Linked DNA regions of Homo sapiens: region 1 is linked to region 2. Evidence: chromatin loops called from intact Hi-C (ENCODE). Cell type or tissue: PC-3. All regions are shown on one strand. Each heading gives the region's core, and the rest is flanking DNA. Links, peaks and the distances in the headings are about the cores only.

Region 1 (5,800 bases), core at 435-5,434, 52 kb after region 2:
CAACAGTGAGACCCTGTCTCAAACAATAATCAATTTTAAATTACATCATGAGTAATGTAAAGAAAAAGCATGATCAGGGAATAAAGAATGTTAGGAGGTGCTATTTTATATTGGGTGGTGAAGGAAGGCCTCAGCGAGGAGGGGGCAATTAGCTAGAAATCTGAAGGAAGACACTGAGCATCAGTGCAGACATTTGGGAAAGGGTGTTCTAGGCACAAAGAACTGCAAATGCAAAGGACCTGGAATGGGAGTAGATGTGAATGTGGATAGCAAAGGAGGCTGACGTGGACGGAGCAGAGTGAGCTGGAGGCGAGAGGTGGGAGATGAGTTTGCAGAAGTAGCCAGCAAACTCATCAAGCTGGTCAAACTTGTAAGCTGAAGTAAGGACTCAACTATTCTGAGTGATGGGGGAGAGAAATGTCTTGACTGACCTGTACGTTAAAAGCCTCACTTGAAGCCAGGCATGGTGGCTCACACCTGTAATCCCAGCACTTTGGGAGGCCAAGGTGGGTGAATCACTTGAGGCCAGGAATTCAAGACCAGCCTGGCCAACATGGTGAAACCCCGTCTCTACTAAAAACATAAAAATTAGCCTGGCATGATGGCACATGCTTGTAATTTCAGCTACTCAGGAGACTGAGGCAGGAGAATCGCTTGAACCCAGGAGGCGGAGGTTGCAGTGAGCCGAGATCGTGCCTCTGCACTCCAGCCTGGGTGACAGAGCAAGACTCTGTCTCAAATAAACAAACAAACCCTCACTTGATTACTGGGGGGAGACTTGATGGTAGAAGAAAAAGAAGAGAAGCAGAACCCAGGTAAGCAGCTAGGAAGCTGTAGTCACCCAGATGAGAGAAAAAGGTGGCCTGGACCACACTCGTACAAGAGGAGGTATGAAGAGGTCAGATTTAGAATGTAGTTGAAAGTAAAGTGTACAGCATTTGCTGATGATTGGATGTGGGGTTTGAAACATGTAACAATTAGATGCTGTATTTCCAAATGTCTTGAATAATAAGAATATATGCAAGGACAGAAATAAATTTGTCTTTGACTTTCCTTTATCCAAAGAAATCAGAAGATGGAGAAAAGCATTTTAGAGAAACAGTGCCAGGGTATGTGATTGCCAGGTGGGCACTGCATGACTGGGTGCCTCACTGAGGAAAAAGTAACTCAACATGGGCAAAGGAGATCCCAAGAGGCAAAAATGTCATTATACGCATTCTTTATGCATACTTGTCAGAAGGAGCACAAGAAACAGCACCCAGATGCTTCTGTCCTCTTCTCAGATTGTTCCAAAAAGTGCCAGAGAGGTAAAGGACCGGGTCTGCTATAAAGGAAAATTTGAAGACTTGGCAAACTCAGGCAAAAGACCCATTATGAAAGAGAAATGAAAACCTATATCCCTCCAGAAAGAGAGGCAAAAAAAAAAAAAAAGCCCAAGAGGCCTCCTTTGGCTTTTTTCTTGTGTTCTGAGTATTGCCCCTGAGTCAAAGGAAAATATCCCGGCCTATACATTGGTGATTTTGCAAAGAAACTGGGAGAGAGGTGGAATGACACTGTTGCAGATGACAAGCAGCCTTATGAAAAGAAGGCTGCGAAGCTGAAGGACAAATATGAAAAGGATATTGTAGCAGACTGAGCTAAAGGAAAGCCTCATGCAGCAACAAAGGGAATTGCCAAGGCTGAAAAAAAAAGAAAAAAAGAAGAGGAGGATGAGGAGGAAGGAGAAGAAGAAGATGATGATAAACGAGTTGGTTGTAGCAGTCTTTCTCTTGTCTATAAAGAATTTAACAACCCCTGTATACAACTCACTCCTTTTAAAGAAAAAAAAATTGAAATGTAAGGCTGTGTAAGATTTGTTTTTAAGCATTACAGTGTCAGCTGGGCGCGGTGGCTCACACCTGTAATCCCAGGACTTTGGGAGGCCAAGGTGGGTGGATCATGAGGTCAAGAGATCGAGACCATCCTGGCTAACACGGTGAAACCCCGTCTCTACTAAAAATACAAAAAAATTAGCCAGGCATGGTGGCGGGTGCCTGTAGTCCCAGCTACTTGGGAGGCTGAGGCAGGAGAATGGCATGAACCCGGGAGGCAGAGCTTGCAGTGAGCCAAGATTGCGCCACCGCACTCCAGCCTGGGCGGCAGAGCGAGACTCCATCTCAAAACAACAACAACAACAAAACAAAACAAAAACAGAAACAAACAAAAAACATTACAGTGTCTTTTTGTACAATTAACAGATTACAAAATGTCTCTTAAGATAGCCCTGTCCTGGTGATATTTTTAATAGACACTAACCTTGCCTGATACAGAATGGGGGTTGTAATTGGCACGGAAATTTAAAGCAGGCTTTGTTGGGGCACAGCACAGATTAGTTATATAGGAGGATAGTTTTTTCATCTTCATTTGTCTCTGATGCAGCTTATACGATATAGTTGTTGTTCTGCTGAGTACCACTCTGTAATTGAAAAAAAAGAAGTTGCAGCTGTTTTGTTGACATTCTGAATACTTCTAAGCAAATACAATTTTTTAAATTAAAAAAGCATTTTAGCCCTTTGCCTTCAGTAAACTGGGCATGAATAAGCCCAGGTGGCATCTTTTAAAGTGTTAAGTAATAACGGTTCCCATGTTCAATGCTTCTGGGAGGTTATAGTCCTCAGTCAATTAATGTTTCCTCGGTGTATAGCGACCCCTGTCTGCAGGAATGCTGTGTGGAGTACACTCTCAAGAAGGAGGTGATGTAAAGAACATGCAACTTGGAATCAGATGCGGATTTGAGTTTCAATGCTCATAAGAGCAGAGTCAAGTGGCTTAACTTTTTGCTTCCTTATTTGTAAAATGGGAATGACTTCAACTACAATCATGCATTGCTTAATGGGGATATGTTCTGAGAAATGCATTGTTAGGCAATTTCATTGTTTTGTGAACATAAGAAAGTGTACTTACACAGACCTAGACAGTACAGCCAACTACACACCTAGGCTATGTGGCATAGCTCCTAGGCTACAAGCCTGTACAGCATGTTACTTTACCAATACTGTAGGCAACTGGAACACAATGGTAAATATTTGTGTATTTAAACATATCTAAACACAAAAAAAGGTACAGTAAAAATAAGGTATAAAAGGTAAAACATAGTACACTTATATGGGGCACTTACAACAAATGGGGCTTGCAGGACTGGAAGTTGCTCTGGGTGAATCAGTGAGTGGTGAGTGAATGTGAAGGCCTAGGACATTACTGTATGCTACTGTAGACTTCACAAACACTGTTCACTTAGGCTGTGATACATTTATAAAACAATAAAGTAATTGTGCTATGATGTCACAATAGCCACAATGTCACTAGGGAATAGGAGTGTTTCAGCTCCATTATAGTCTTATGGGACCACCATCATATATGCACAGTGGTTGACTGAAACGTCTTTATGTGGCACATGACCGTAACTCAAAGAAGACAAAGCTTGTGAAAATATTTTATATACTGAAGTGTAAGCTTACGAAAATTTCAGAGAACCTAGTATAAATTGTAAGTATTCATGTTATAAACAGCTGAAAGCCATAAATCAGACTCACCATGTTTTTTTTTCAAGTGAAAATTAAAATGTGAAGCTTTTGTTGATTTTTAAAATACTGCATACTCATTTAATTTTTTCAAGCTGTATGCTTGGTGTAAAAATTCAAGTACAGAAATGGAGAAAGTGAAGTCTTCAGGAGTGTCTCCTCTATCCTCATATCCACTGCCTCAAATTTGCTGTTGACCCTTCCAGAATTTGCATTGCAAAAAAATAAAAATAAAAATATAATACACAAATGAGATTACATAATCCATAAATGCCTTATAACCTGCATTTTAAAAAAACTTAACAATATATTGTGGACAATTTTCTATGCTAATAGATTTATATCCACCTCATCCTTGTTAAGGCTGACACCAGTGGTTTTCCATCTTGCCTCAATATTAGATTCACTTGAAGAACTTAAACAAAAAACAAAACAAAACCCTAGTGCTCCAAACACATCTAGACCAATTAATCAGCATCTCAGAGGGAGTCCAGATAATTTTTTTTTTAAATCTTCTGAGGTTATTCTAATGTTTAACCAGGATTGGGGCCCAGGTATCTTAAGTAGTGATGCAGGATTTTTCTCGGCTCCTTTGCTGGACTCCCAGCAGGGGCGCTCTGTCTACTAGGCCCACCACACTCAGCCCCTTGTGGGAGGGAGCACATGAGTGAGTGAGTCCAGGGTCCAGCCTGCCACTTCGCCACCGCAGGAGAAAGCTTTGTGCAGAGCCCGCAGCCAGACCAGTGGTGTCGCCTTGAGGGGAATGCAGTGGCACCCAGGCAAGGATGCCTGAGACCCCAAAGCCCCAGAGGGGGTGGTAGTGTGCTGATGAGCTTTTTTAGTTCTGCCATCCACAGCCCGATGGATGGCAGCATGTTAGCAGCCCGGTTGGCCCCTGGCCCCCTCACATGGGGTGGCTGTCCTCTGCTGACCAGGGCAAAGGGTCAGTGTGACAGCCTTTCTGGGTACCCACACTTGGATCTCAAGCTCTTGTCCAGCATCCAAGAAAAATTAGGTCACCCTTGATAATTGAACGATAGTGAGGGCAGAGAATTTTATTGAGCGATGAAAAAGCTCTCAGCCGAGAGGGGAGCTGGAGATGGGATGGGAAGGGCTGTTCATCTTCCCCTGAGGTCAGGAGGTCTCTTCCCTGAAGTCAGGCCATCTCCCACCTCTACCAACTGAGTCTGGGGTCTTTACAGGCACAGGATGGCGGTGGGGTGGACTGTAGGTAATACTGGAAAAGGCAACATTTGATTGGTTAAAATACATTATTCAGAAAGAACCAATAGGGAGAGAGTGGGCAAACAGGAATAGAAGTTCTCACTCTGGTCCATGGGCTTCACACTGTTTTTGGCTTGAAGGTCGGGTTTCACCGGAGACCCACCTCTGTCTGCCTAGGATTTCTCTGCCACCTGCCTCTATTAGTAGTACTCTGCATTATATGAATACACCATAATAGATTTAACCCATACTGTTTTGATGAACATTTAGGTTGCAAGGTCTCTATACCTATTCCTTATATTTGCATATTGTCTACCATACTTGTGAATAGACATACTTTGTTCACCTACTATAAAGCAAGTTAGTTTTGAAGGCCGGGTGTGGTGGTTCCCGCCTATAATCCTAGCACTTTGGGAGGCCGAGGCGGGCGGATCACTTGAGGTCAGGAGTTCAAGACCAGCCTGGCCAACATGGTGAAACCCTGTCTCTACCAAAAACACAAAAATTAGTTGGGCATGGTGGCACATGCCTGTAATCTCAGCTACTTGGGAGGCTGAGGCAGGAGAACGACTTGGACCCCGGAGGTGGAGGTTGCAGTGAGCTGAGATTGTGCAACTGCACTCCAGCCTGGGTGACAGAGCAAGACTCCTTCTCAAAAAAGAGAAAAAAAAAAAAAGAAGTTAGTTTTGATTAAAAGTAGCTTTTTAATACAAAGGATAAACGCTTGAGGTGATGGATACCCCATTTACCCTGATGTGATTATGATACATTTTATGTCTGTATCAATATATATCATATACCCCATAAATATATATACTTCCTATGTATCCATAAAGATAAAAAATTAAAAAGTAGCTTTTATTGAATTAATTCAGGTTTAAATATAATAAAAACCAATTGTAAGACAGCTTAATATTTAAAATTGTTCTACACAGGACCAGCTACATAATTTGTAGGTTCCAGTGCAAACTGAAGATGCAGGACTCCTTGTTAAAAAAAGTATTAAGAATTTTAAG
Region 2 (5,800 bases), core at 393-5,392:
TATAACTGGATAGTTTGTAACACAAAGGATAAATGCTTGAGAAGATGGAGACCCCGTTTTCCATGATGTGATTATTACACATTGCATGCCTGTATCAAAACATATACCCCATAAATGTATATTCCTACTATGTAGCCACACAAGTAGAAAAGAAAATATCTAACATATAGGAGAGGCTCTGTAAGGTCATGGATGGAGTATGCACTTGAGCAAAACCTCGTAGGTTTCCATTCCTGCTGTGTTTTTATTTTTTCTTTTTCCCTGTATGACATTAGGCCAGTTCCTAACCTCTCTGTTACTATGTTTCCTCATCTTTTGATTAAGGATAATAAGAATTTCTACCTGATAAGTTTTTTGTGAGGATTGAAATAGTATTTGTTACAACCGGTGCCTGGCACATAGCAAACATAGTATCACCATCATCAATGTTATCATCAGACTGAAGTATATATATGGTTTATGCATGTGTATCTACACAACATATGTCTCCCTCAGTAAACTGACATGTGCTTATTTCTGTTCAAAGGAGGGTAACTAAAGTGAATAGTTCTTTTTTATTTTATTTTATTTTATTTTTGAGATGGAATCTCTGTCTGTTGCCCAGGCTGGAGTGCAATGGTGCGATCTCCGCTCCCTGTAACCTCCGCCTCCTGGGTTCAAGTAATTCTCCTGCCTCAGCCTCTCAAGTAGCTGGGGTTACAGGCACCCGCCACTATGCCCGGCAAATTTTTGTATTTTTAGTAGAGACAGGGTTTCACCATACTGTCCAGGCTGGTTCTCAAATTCCTGACCTCAAGCGATCTGCCTGCCTCGGCCTCCCAAAGTGCTGGGATTACAGGCATGAGCCACTGTGCCCAGCCTCAAGTGAATAATTTTTTAAAAGTGTGTAGATTCAGTAATTATACTTCACTATATCCTCTACTTGATAGGTGCTGCTTTGTGCGATCATAAATGAGGTAAATTCACGTGCCTGTTTATAATAAAAGACTTCTTGAATGTATCTGTTAAATTATAATAGGAGCTTCTAAGTAGGACATCCTTAGAAACTCAGAAGTTGGATCTGATGGCTGAAATATCTAACTTGAAGTTGAAACTGACAGCTGTAGAGAAGGACAGATTGGATTATGAAGATAAGTTCAGAGACACAGAGGTGAGTGATACAGTCTCTCCTCCCTCTCTCTCTCTCTCTGTCACTCTGTCTTTGTCTCTGACACACATACATTCCTAGGGCAAAGTTGAAATTCCCTGGAGGTGTGCAAGGAAGGCAGTTAATTACTACGTACCATCATCCTACTTCATTTTAAGAATAATCTTTCATTGCATTGACTTTTTATCACTAGATGCTAATGGCAATTTTTATTTTTAGACTTTTGATATGAAGTATTAATCTTTTTATTAACCTTTAGAAATACTTTTGACTTTACGATATTTGGAGCATCCGTCCATCCATACTGTTTTTCTTAATTTTGTAAATAATGGGCTTAAATACATGGTTTCACTAGTAGTTATTATTTAGGCACACTGATTATTTACTATGTAATTGGATTTTGAAAATCTGTATAGAAAACATGCTAACATTCTATACTCACAAAATCACAGACAGAGCTTTTTTGAGGTCTTTTAATTTGGCATTCTACTTTTGGTCTGTTCCACATGTAAATCATTCCAATTAAATAAGACTCACTGTACTTCTACAAAAATCAGGGTACATTCTGTAACTTGAAGTATCCATTTTAGTGGCTTAACAAGCTTTATTGTTTGTTCTATTTTGTTAATTCAGGCCTCCTAGTTTGTTTGCTTTGTGACATTTGGCAAGTTCTTAACCTCTCTGTTGGTTTTTGATGGAGACAGAGAGCATATCCATTTGAAACATACATTTGAAATGAAGTATAAAGAGTTGCAGAAATTTCTTTTCTCTGAGAGCCATCTCCCCTCCTTTTTGCTTCCTATTTTGTTTCCTTGGTTGGAGTATGGAAGGGTGTCATGCTGGATTAGAAAATGGGTACCAAGGAGAGAGGAGAGAAAATGGTTTACTTATTTTTCCCTTCTGTTTTTATTTCAATCATGTATTTCACGCTGACTATAAGCCAGCATGATACCAGGCATTACATACATTATCCACCATAGGAAAGTTCTTTATATTGGAAATAACAAGTTTTACTCCACTGCTATTTTCAAAATTAAATTTTCTGTCAAAGATTCAATTACAGTGGAAAGTCTTGGTATATGTCTTGCTTCCTCCATAGCAAAAGGAAGTCTTTCATTTGGTTCATGTTTTAATCTTTTTTTTTTTTTTTAAGAGATAGGATCTTACTGTGTTGCCCAGGCTAGTATGGAACTCCTGGCCTCAAGCAATTCTCCCATTTTGGCCTCCCAAAAGCACTGAGGTTACAGGCATGAGTCACCATGCCCAGCCATGTTTTAATTTTAAAACTCTTTGTCAGTTGCCTGTGTGAGCATGTTTCTCATTTGATAGAAGCTGGGGCTCTTAAAACAGGACTTAGAAAGTTACCCAATTTAAAATTCTTGGTTTTGTATTTTCTCTAAAAATCTCTTTGATATTTTCCTCTTTCCCCTCTTTTTGTCAGGTCCTAACCCCATAGTCGCAGGGTAAAGTAATAGTAAAACTCAGTCAACAGATGGGCAACATGGCAGTGGAGCTAGCTCTGCTGCAGGGAAGAATTGATGGTAGATATGGATAGAGGTGGTCTTCTACATTGCGTCCACAAAGTCAAGGGGAAATATTCACCTGTTGTTAACTTAATTTGTATATGAGATGTTAACCAAATGTTGGGGCTAAATTGCAGTAGATGTGTTACTTATTGTTGTAAGCGCCTAGGGTAATATTTATATCCCTTGAGTTTGGCTGCTTTTTTTAATCAAATCTCTTTTCCCCACTTTTTCATTGTTTCACTCATGCACTCTCAATCACATACAAAGTGATCTTGTCATCAAACTTCCTGTACACTCAATCCCTGATAATCTAATAAAAATTCAGTGTTATTTCTAAAACGTATGCACAGACCCGGAGATTAGAGCATATGTGGTAAACTTTGTGATGTTACATATGAAAATAATTAAAATAATCTTCAACATTAAACTAACTTGAATATTCTCATGTTCTTGTTATCGTCCCCTTAATAAAAATATTTTTCTGGGTGTTTCATGAATCCATAATATTTAACTTTCTCTTAGAATTTTAGATTTATATTTGGATATTAATTTCCAAGAAAATATTGGCATGGGGAAGAAGTATAGGCATTTCCAAAGGACTGAGGGTACAAGTCTTTAAACTTTGGAAGATTCAGGACTTGTCCCTGGAATTGCTAATGGGAGATGATTAGCATCATTCAACAGTGCCCCCTTGTGGTAAGAGCATACATGTCAGAGACTGAGTTCCTGCAGGAGCCCTGAATTCTCTGAAAGGGAAAAGAGAAAGGGAACAGGAATTTTCTTTTTTAAAAGGACTGAACTTCTGATAAGAAATTGATTGAAATAGTTTGTATTCTGTTTTTTAAAGTTTTACATTAGGGAGCCATTTCCAGATTTTCCAGCTTGTGTTGTCAGGGGAAGATGTGATTTATTTCAGGTTGGAAATTTAGACCATATTTAAAGTATTGCCATGAAATATAGTTGAGTAGTTTTTTGTTAAAACAGATAAATTATCCCAGTTTACAATTCCATTTTTTTCAGTGGTTTCTTCTTTGCACGAGCAAAGAAGAAAGGAAGCTGTAAAATACAATAGCAGATAAGAATTCAATGGTATTTCTTAGCAATGAGAAAGTAGGAAAATATATATTTAGAAAGATCATATTGATGAATATCACTAAGGACTCATATTATGCAAGGATGATTAGCTTAGATAACTGGGAAAAGCTGATTTTTTTCTTTAGACTTGAATTCTGACCTGTTAGTTGAGGAATCACAAATATGTTGCTGAATAATGTCAAACAGTTCATGACCTAATTCATAAGAAGAAAATAGATATCATCTAAGTGAAATATTGTGCCATTATTAAGGTGTAATTGTATAACTATGATAGGTAATATTTTGCCCCATTTTATAAGAGACCACAATTTAAAAGCCTAAGGGTTTACTGGGAAGTGTTATTTTATTGTAGCATCCCTTCTCTTAGCCTTTGTGAACTTGAATCATTACACTTGGAAGCTTAAAATAATTTCTATTTACAAAGTTTTATTTCATATAGCATTGTTCTACTTGTAATTTTTGGCATTCGTGGATAATTTTGTCCTGTAGTCTATGAATTTGTGATGCAGGAATACATGCATGTCTTTGTAAAAAGAGAGAAGCTGGCCGGGCACAGTGGCTCACATCTGTAATCCCAACACTTAGGGAGTCCGAGGAGGGCGGGTCACTTGAGGTCAGGAGTTCAAGACCAGCCAGGTCAACATGGTAAAACCCCCGTCTCTACTAAAAATACAAAAATTATCTGGGCATGGTGGTGGGTGCCTGTAATCCCATCTACTGGGGAGGCTGATGCAAGAGAATCACTTGAACCCTGGAGGCGAAGGTCGCGGTGAGCTGAGATGGCGGCACTGCACTCCAGCCTGGGTGACAGAGTGAGACTCCATCTTAAAAAAAAAAAAAAAAAAAAAAGGAGAGGGAGAGAGAAGCAAAAATATAGTAACCATTGTAGGGATCTTTGTGGCTTGTAGTAAAATAAGTCATCTCCCATGCAGGGTATTTGAGTGTCTCTTTTGGAGGAGTTAATATTGCTTAACACTCTAATTTCCTTTCCTACTCTCTGGGCTCTTGGACAAGTTTTGTGAGCAAATTGGTCCTTTAAAAAGTAGCACTAAAATAAAGTGGCAGTAGAAAAGGTGCAGAATTGTGTTGTGTCATATAAACACTAGGATTGGTTTCTCTTTCATTTTCTAATGATAAAATTAGGTGAACTGCAGGGCCCTCATCCACTTTCCAGTTGAAAATTGTCATTAAACTTACAGTAAACTCAATCCCTGATAATCTCCTAATAAAAATTCAACACTATTGCTAAAATGTATGCACATACCCAGAGAATAGAGAATAGTTGAGAAACTTTGTGATGTTATATATGACGATAATTAAAATAGTCCTCAAAATTAAAACTGATTTGACTATTCTCATGTTCCTGTTATTCACTTAATAAAAATAAAACATTTCCCTGGCTGTTTCAGGAATCTTAAGGATTCATGGCTTAAAGGATTTAATTTTCATTTCATTCTCCCATATTGGGTTGACGAGCAATCCATATTTTTGTGGACAAAGGAAGAAATTACAAATTTTTTAAAATAGCCATGTATCATTGAGAAGGTTCAAAAGGTAAATGGCTTTACTAAAGAATGTGGTATATTTAAAATATGAAATAGCATTCTATGAAATAGAATAGAAATAGCACTCTGTGAAATAGCATAGAGTCATTTTTAGGATAGAAATATCTGACAAATAATAGATATTACACTACCTTTCTTAATCAAAATTATACTCACCTTTTATTTTCATAAGCCCATCACTTTAGGGCAGACGCATTGGGGATTTAAAGGAATGTTTTAAATGGAAAGATGCCTTCGTTCTTAAGGAGGTACATTTATTTCCATTTGTCTCATCTGATTCATACAACTTTAACCCTAGGAGCTGGTGACTTCTTAAGATTTCCAAGCTGCTATTTTATAGGTATAGGTAACTGTGTTACCACTTTCCTAATGTACTTTCTTGTTTCTTCTTGGACAGGGGCTGATTCAGGAGATCAATGATTTGAGGTTAAAAGTTAGTGAAATGGACAGTGAGAGACTTCAGTATG

Evidence for each region. Peaks named below come from ENCODE experiments on the same cell type or tissue, not always from the same donor. Only the 100,000 strongest peaks of a DNase experiment are listed, where the experiment ranks them.
Region 1: it touches region 2 in a loop (5-fold over the local background); 11 of 110 quality-filtered maps call a loop at or near these places.

Annotation. Positions count from the first base shown.
Region 1 is chr12:27,701,166-27,706,965 of GRCh38, forward strand. It overlaps MRPS35-DT (MRPS35 divergent transcript), which reads right to left. Exons shown (of 5, transcript XR_001749448.2): 2 at 3,573-3,759; 3 at 2,296-2,455. It also overlaps the pseudogene HMGB1P49. Among named protein-coding and RNA genes, the nearest start is that of MRPS35-DT, 6.7 kb to the right of the region's middle. RefSeq lists an enhancer at 3,823-4,334. In PC-3, for the core only: CTCF peaks have their summits at 2,687, 2,891, 4,144 and 4,344; a DNase peak (open chromatin) is centred at 2,696.
Region 2 is chr12:27,648,992-27,654,791 of GRCh38, forward strand. PPFIBP1 (PPFIB scaffold protein 1) reads left to right here. Exons shown (of 30, transcript NM_003622.4): 7 at 1,019-1,150; 8 at 5,731-5,800. Among named protein-coding and RNA genes, the nearest start is that of REP15, 45 kb to the right of the region's middle. In PC-3, for the core only: a CTCF peak has its summit at 3,374 (motif pointing left); a DNase peak (open chromatin) is centred at 3,360; H3K27ac peaks cover 778 bases.